Regions from separate parts of the Mus musculus genome. Here region 1 is linked to region 2. Evidence: chromatin contacts called from ENCODE Hi-C or POLR2A ChIA-PET data. All regions are on one chromosome and are shown on one strand. Each heading gives the region's core, a stretch centred on a gene start or an enhancer-like site at or near the end of the contact. The rest is flanking DNA. Distances are from core to core; before and after follow the strand shown. Region 1 holds the start of Ndrg1 (N-myc downstream regulated gene 1). Region 2 overlaps Ndrg1 (N-myc downstream regulated gene 1).

Evidence for each region. A loop is a pair of places that touch in the nucleus more often than their neighbours do. ChIA-PET counts read pairs that join two places held with the same protein, here RNA polymerase II (POLR2A).
Region 1: a map of heart shows a loop between it and region 2 (2.9-fold over the local background). The contact joins the promoter of Ndrg1 here to the enhancer-like site in region 2. A Hi-C loop is called at or near these places in 3 of 37 maps with a recorded cell type or tissue (all heart). POLR2A ChIA-PET finds 5 or more read pairs at or near these places in 1 of 5 experiments (Patski).

Annotation. Positions count from the first base shown.
Region 1 is chr15:66,968,359-66,971,058 of GRCm38, forward strand. Ndrg1 (N-myc downstream regulated gene 1) reads right to left here and starts at 1,283. Exons shown (of 16, transcript NM_008681.2): 1 at 1,146-1,283. It overlaps Gm2895 (a long non-coding RNA gene), which reads left to right and starts at 1,290. Exons shown (of 3, transcript XR_875396.3): 1 at 1,290-2,700.
Region 2 is chr15:66,929,516-66,932,215 of GRCm38, forward strand. Ndrg1 (N-myc downstream regulated gene 1) reads right to left here. Exons shown (of 16, transcript NM_008681.2): 16 at 1-1,593. The coding sequence ends at 1,352. Among named protein-coding and RNA genes, the nearest start is that of Ndrg1, 39 kb to the right of the region's middle. Within about 2 kb of position 1,418, at least 2 of the 3 ENCODE cell types and tissues checked have a DNase peak (open chromatin) inside an H3K27ac peak, as active enhancers do; they include heart, where a contact is called at or near this core.

The DNA.
Region 1 (2,700 bases), core at 33-2,532, 39 kb after region 2:
TGTCCTCCCACATTAAAGCCCAAGGGACAGTGCATGGGGATCCGTGATGACTGCCAGCAAAGGCGACAGACAAGGGAAGACGGAAGGTGGCAGAGTAAGGAAGCCATCCACAAATCTTAGCTTCAGCTACTAATTTGACAGAGGCGGTGGTGACAGCATGTTTCCCCAGAGCCTGCAGCATTCCTCACGCCCCTCCCGAATCTACCCTACAGGCTGAATCAGAGACCGCGACCGGTCTCCCGGGAACGGACGAGCGGTTCCAGCTGCTCTCCGGGCTAAAACAGCAGGGAGGACCGCCTGGGAGAAAGAAAGGGAGGTGGGGCGGGGGGAGGCGGAGGCGAAAATGACGACACTCAGAGCTCCAGCCAACTCTGGGGCTGCCAGATGCCCGCGCGACCCTGGAGGCACAAACCACCACTCCCGCGCAGTTACAGAGCCAACCCGGTACTACCTAGAGGGCCGCACCCTTGCCTGGGCTCCTCTCGCCGCCGACACTCGCAGTGGCGCGTGCAGCACGCGCCGGGACACACCCCGGACTCTCCCCCAGCACACACACGTTCTCTCACACGCACAGCTTGGAGAGAGCACTGGGCTCTGGACTGGATGGGAACCTGGACTCAGATCACACTGGTTCGGGACCAGGCTCCAGAGTAGACACACCCTCGCCCCCTTCTCCACACTCCCCGCCAAGTCTGCTCACCCTTACTCATCCCCTGGATACACGCGCTACAGTCGCTCTTTTCCTAGTCACCCCATCACCCATCCACACCCCTTCACACGCGAGAGCACACACAAAGTGTCCCCTTGAGCCCAGTGGACAGAGAAGTCAGCTGTGGCTCAGGGTTGACGCCAGGAAGTGCGACCCAGGTATTCCCAGGCTCTCCGCCCCAACTTCGACCCCTTAATCCCACTTCCCCAATTAGAGAGAAAGCGAGACCCAACACGTCTTTTTGTGCCTTATAGTAATCGAAACCCGCTCCAGTGATGCCAGCTATCCCTCCGGCGCCGGTTCCACCGAAGACCACCAGTTGTGGTCTTCGCAAGGGCCACAAAAGACGGGCGGGGTGTCCAGTAGCACCCCGAAAGCAAGCTTTGCTGGGGGTCCTTGTCTTGCTCCGGAGGAAGAAGGCGTCCGGAGGGCTTACCTAATGAGCAAGCAAGCACGGAAAGGAGCCAACCACAAGGTTGGAGGTGCAGCGCCCCGCGGGAGGTGAAGAGGGAGACGAAGATGGGTGAGCAATCTGCCTGCAACGCGAGAGGGTAGCCTGGCAAGGTTTGTTTATGTCCGTGCGTGCGTAGGGCGATTTTATAGGCGCCGGGGCCCCGCCCCCAGGGCCTCGCCCCTCCCAGACCCTCTGCTCCCAGCGCAGCAGGAGACGGGGACACACCCCTTTCTCCGGCCCGCCTCGTGCTGCACCCTGCCTGGGCTGGGCGGGGCGGGCTGGAGCCGCCGCCTGTTGCGCAAGCCTTTGCAGGGGCGCGACTGGAGAGACTGCCCGGCCCTGCCTGCCGCTCCTCCCTGTGATCCGCTCTCGGGACCGCGGCGTGTGCAGCGAACGTGTGCCCACCGAGTGGTAGCGTGGTGTGCCCGTGCGCGCTCGTGCGCGTGTGCATAAGGACTCCCTTGTGTCTCTCTGCGCGACCGCTTGCCCCCCTATAGCCTTTGAGTTTCCTAAGCCTCTGCCCGCGCCACGCCCTTCTGGGCGGCACCCCCCACTTCCTCCGGGTCTCCACGCAGTCACTCCCGAGCCCCATTTACAGCCTAGACGGCAGACTTTATCTCCAGGCTCCTTTCACATTGCTTAGCTCCCTTTATTCTTGCTGATCTTGGCGCCCCACAACTCCCTTCCTACTCTGAGCTGCTGTTTCCCCGCTGCTCCAGCCCGCTGTGTCAGCTGTAAGCACTCTACGGACTGCAGTTTGTGGTCCCCAGAACGTGCATAGAATTTGCTTTCCAATCATGGATCTTCCTTCTGTCGTGATGTTCTAAAACCTTGGCCTGCTTGCCTGTTACCGGGTTCTCGCCCTGACCTACACCTGAGCCTCTCCAGGGAGCTTTTCTTAAGCAGGTGGATACCCTGGTTACACCCCAGAGCAGCTTAGTTAGAATCTGAGAGTGTGCCCCAACACTGGGGCTTTGAAAAAAAACTCCTCAAAGGGTGCAGCAAGATGGCACACCTGGTAAAGACATGTGGCCTGCAAAACCCTGGGGACCTAAATTCCATGCCCGGAAACCACAAAGTGGAAAGGAAGAACACAGTGCCATACATTTTCCTCAGACCCCTCGCTCCCCATCCCCACTAAATAAATAAACATTGCCCGGATTGGCTCAGATGTGAAACCACGTTGAGAATCTCAGCACCCAGCACCAAGAAAACATCATGTTATAGAGAGATTGAGTCACACCTAAGGCCCAGTCCAGTCATTGTTTCAACGCCACCTGCTCAACCCTTATGACTCAAGTGGCCTTCCCCTCCCCCCTCCTCTAGATAACCTGACCCTCATTCTCTTGGTCTATGGATATCTAGGGAGCCGCTTTAAGAGCCTGCTCTGTGCTAAGGAGCTGGAGAAGAAGGAAGTAAGAAGAAAAAAGGAAAGCTCTTTCTTTGGGGGACATAGCAAAATGGAGCCCCAAGATTTCTGTTTCCCAAGACATCCATACAAGATCGCTAAGCTGAGCTTACCAGATCTATAGTTGTC
Region 2 (2,700 bases), core at 168-2,667:
TGCCGCCTATAGGGCATAACTACTTTTCCTCTAGCAACTCCAAGATCCTGGAAGTCGCCAGGCCTTGAGGGCTGACTCCCAACGATCAAGTGTCTCTGATCTGATCACATTTCCTATAGGAAAGGTTCAAGGTTAGCCACAGTAAGAATCAAAAGGCAGTAGTATGGAGCATGGGCATTAGGCTGGCATTGCTTAAGAGGCCAATGCTACAAACCCAGTCAGCAGGAGGGGCAGGAGAGGGAAGCAAGTTCCCGTGGAATGTACAGAACCCAAAACCAGTCCTTCCCCCACTAGAACATACGGTTCTCTCTGAAGAACCAGCGATGGGCCAGTTAAGAGACATTCAGCTATCAAGTTTCAAATCAATGCCAGACATCAATTATGGGAGACAAGGTGTGACTCAGTCACACAAGATTCCAGATCAATGAAATCACACCCACCAGGTTCTAGCACTTGGCCCTACCATGAGTCCTCAAAATCCCAGGGCCATTCTATCCCCACCCTTCCCATCCTAAAGACTCATCCCAGACAAGGACCCCTGTCACCTGCTGGGTTCTCCCTCTGCCTCAAAGAATGCAACAACAAATCAAAACCATCTTCCCGAGGGACAGAGGTGTCATCCACTCATTCACTGTGGAATGGGAGCGGGGTACAGTAGACTGCATAGCAAGAGTCTTAAATCACTGATGCCCCACATTTGCTGGATCACTTTCTCTATAAAGCCTGGGGTTTGTTACCAGTTTTTCTTGCACGTTAAAAGGTTGCCAGAAAAACAGGTTGTGGGTTTCAGTGTCCAGAACTTTAAAATCAATTCCTTCAAGTGAGCCTAGTAGACTTGTTGTGTTTTTCCTCTACCTGCCCTAGACCCTGCCTTTTTTTCTCTTCCTTTCTTGGTTTCTCTACTTAAAATAAGGCGCCCAACTTTCCTGCCTCTCTCTCTCCTTTCAAAACAGAAGTTTGTTTCCAGGAATGAGTTTAGTGGGGAGGAAACAGGAAGTAGGCAGGTTGGCAAAACGCCTATGAACCAGAATGCTGGATCAGCCTGGGCTTGGAGCCAGGCAGTGTTACAGCTATCTATTTCTTAGTTTTGGCAGTTTGGTGTCTGAGGGTAGAGAGAGGGTCCACCAGGCCACTTGTTAGCAGAACAGTACGCTGAACTGCTTCTTGCCTTTGGTCCACCACCACCCACCCTGGTCCCAGGAGGCAGTCAGAACAGCCTGGGTCTGCCACCGCCAGAGTTCATTCTTACAAAAGCAGCTTTAGATTAATACCGCATTAGCGTAGGGTGGCAGGCAAGGGTTGGGGGCTAAGGGAGAGGCCACCAGTCCAGGGTGACTGATGCACAGATTGCTTAGCAGGACACCTCCATGGACTTGGGCCCGGCATTGTTTCCGGTGGCACCCGAGTTGGGGGTGATGTTGAGACGGGCATCCTCACTGGTATGGGAGCGGCTACGGGACCCCTCACTGGTGTGCGAGCGGCTTCGGGGGCCCTCGCTGGTATGGGAGCGGCTACGGGTGCCCTCCAGGGATGTGACACTGGAGCCAGAGGCTGTGCGGGACCGCATCAGGCGAGTCATGCTGGCAGAAGGCACTGGGAACACAGAAGACAAATATGGTTAGGATACAGGAAGCCTCTACAGGTGTGGGACTCTACCCCTGGCTGCCAGCCATGACAGTTAATCGTAAGAGCCCAGCTGAACACCACTTCTCTATTGTCTTCATCCTGTGAGCCATCTACCTTCTGTGTCACTCACAAAGAGGACAGTAAAGTCCAATATGTGGGAAAGGCACATAACAATTACATGGCAAGAGTCCTGAGCCATGACCTGGGTCTGACCCCCAGTTTGTTATGTGCTTATTAGCTAGGTGACCACCAGATCATCACACTTGAAGCCTTCCCATTTTCATTTGCAAAATGAAGACTTCGTGTAACCTCCTCTTAAATGTACTGTCAGTAGGCAGTAGAATGTGGAAGCCAGCAAGGTTAGTTCCTGCACATCCCAAGAATAACCCCCAAGGTCTCACCACATGGTTCCTAAGGAAATGTTAGCCATCTGTCTGCCTTCCAAAAGCCTGCTAGCTCTCAAACCTTAGCATGACCAAAACTGCGCATACCACAGCAGATGACTGACAGAATGGGATACAAGACAATCCTCCTCCTATCTAGGGTGGCAGTGCTCCCCCCAAATTCATGCTCACCTGAAACTTCAGAATATGACCTTGTTTGGAATACTTAGAGATATTTAGTTAAGACAAGGTCCTTCTGGATTAGAATGATCCCTAATCTAAAGCCCAATATCATTAAAAAGAAAACAAGAGAGAGCCACCCCATATGGATGGAGAGATTGGTGTAATGCAGCCAGAAGCCACAGAAGGCCTATGATGTAGTCAGCAGAATCCAGAAGGCAAGAAAGGGCCTTGAAAAGTGAGCCCAGCCCTGTCCAAACCTTGACCTCAGATTTGCAGCCTCTGAAGTTGTAGGAAAAATGCATTCTTGACGCTTAAGAGCTTTATTTGTGGGGATCTCTTAGGTTACTCATTGGGGTGACTAATGCCACACCCCAATGAAGCACAGCCCTAGATCAGACACCCAAAATTGGATTAGTCCTTGCTCAGTGGAATTCACTCCTTAAAGAATTAGTGTTGTTCCTGGTTTGTCTGTCTGTCTGACTTTCCCTTTCTTCCTTTCTTCCTTCTT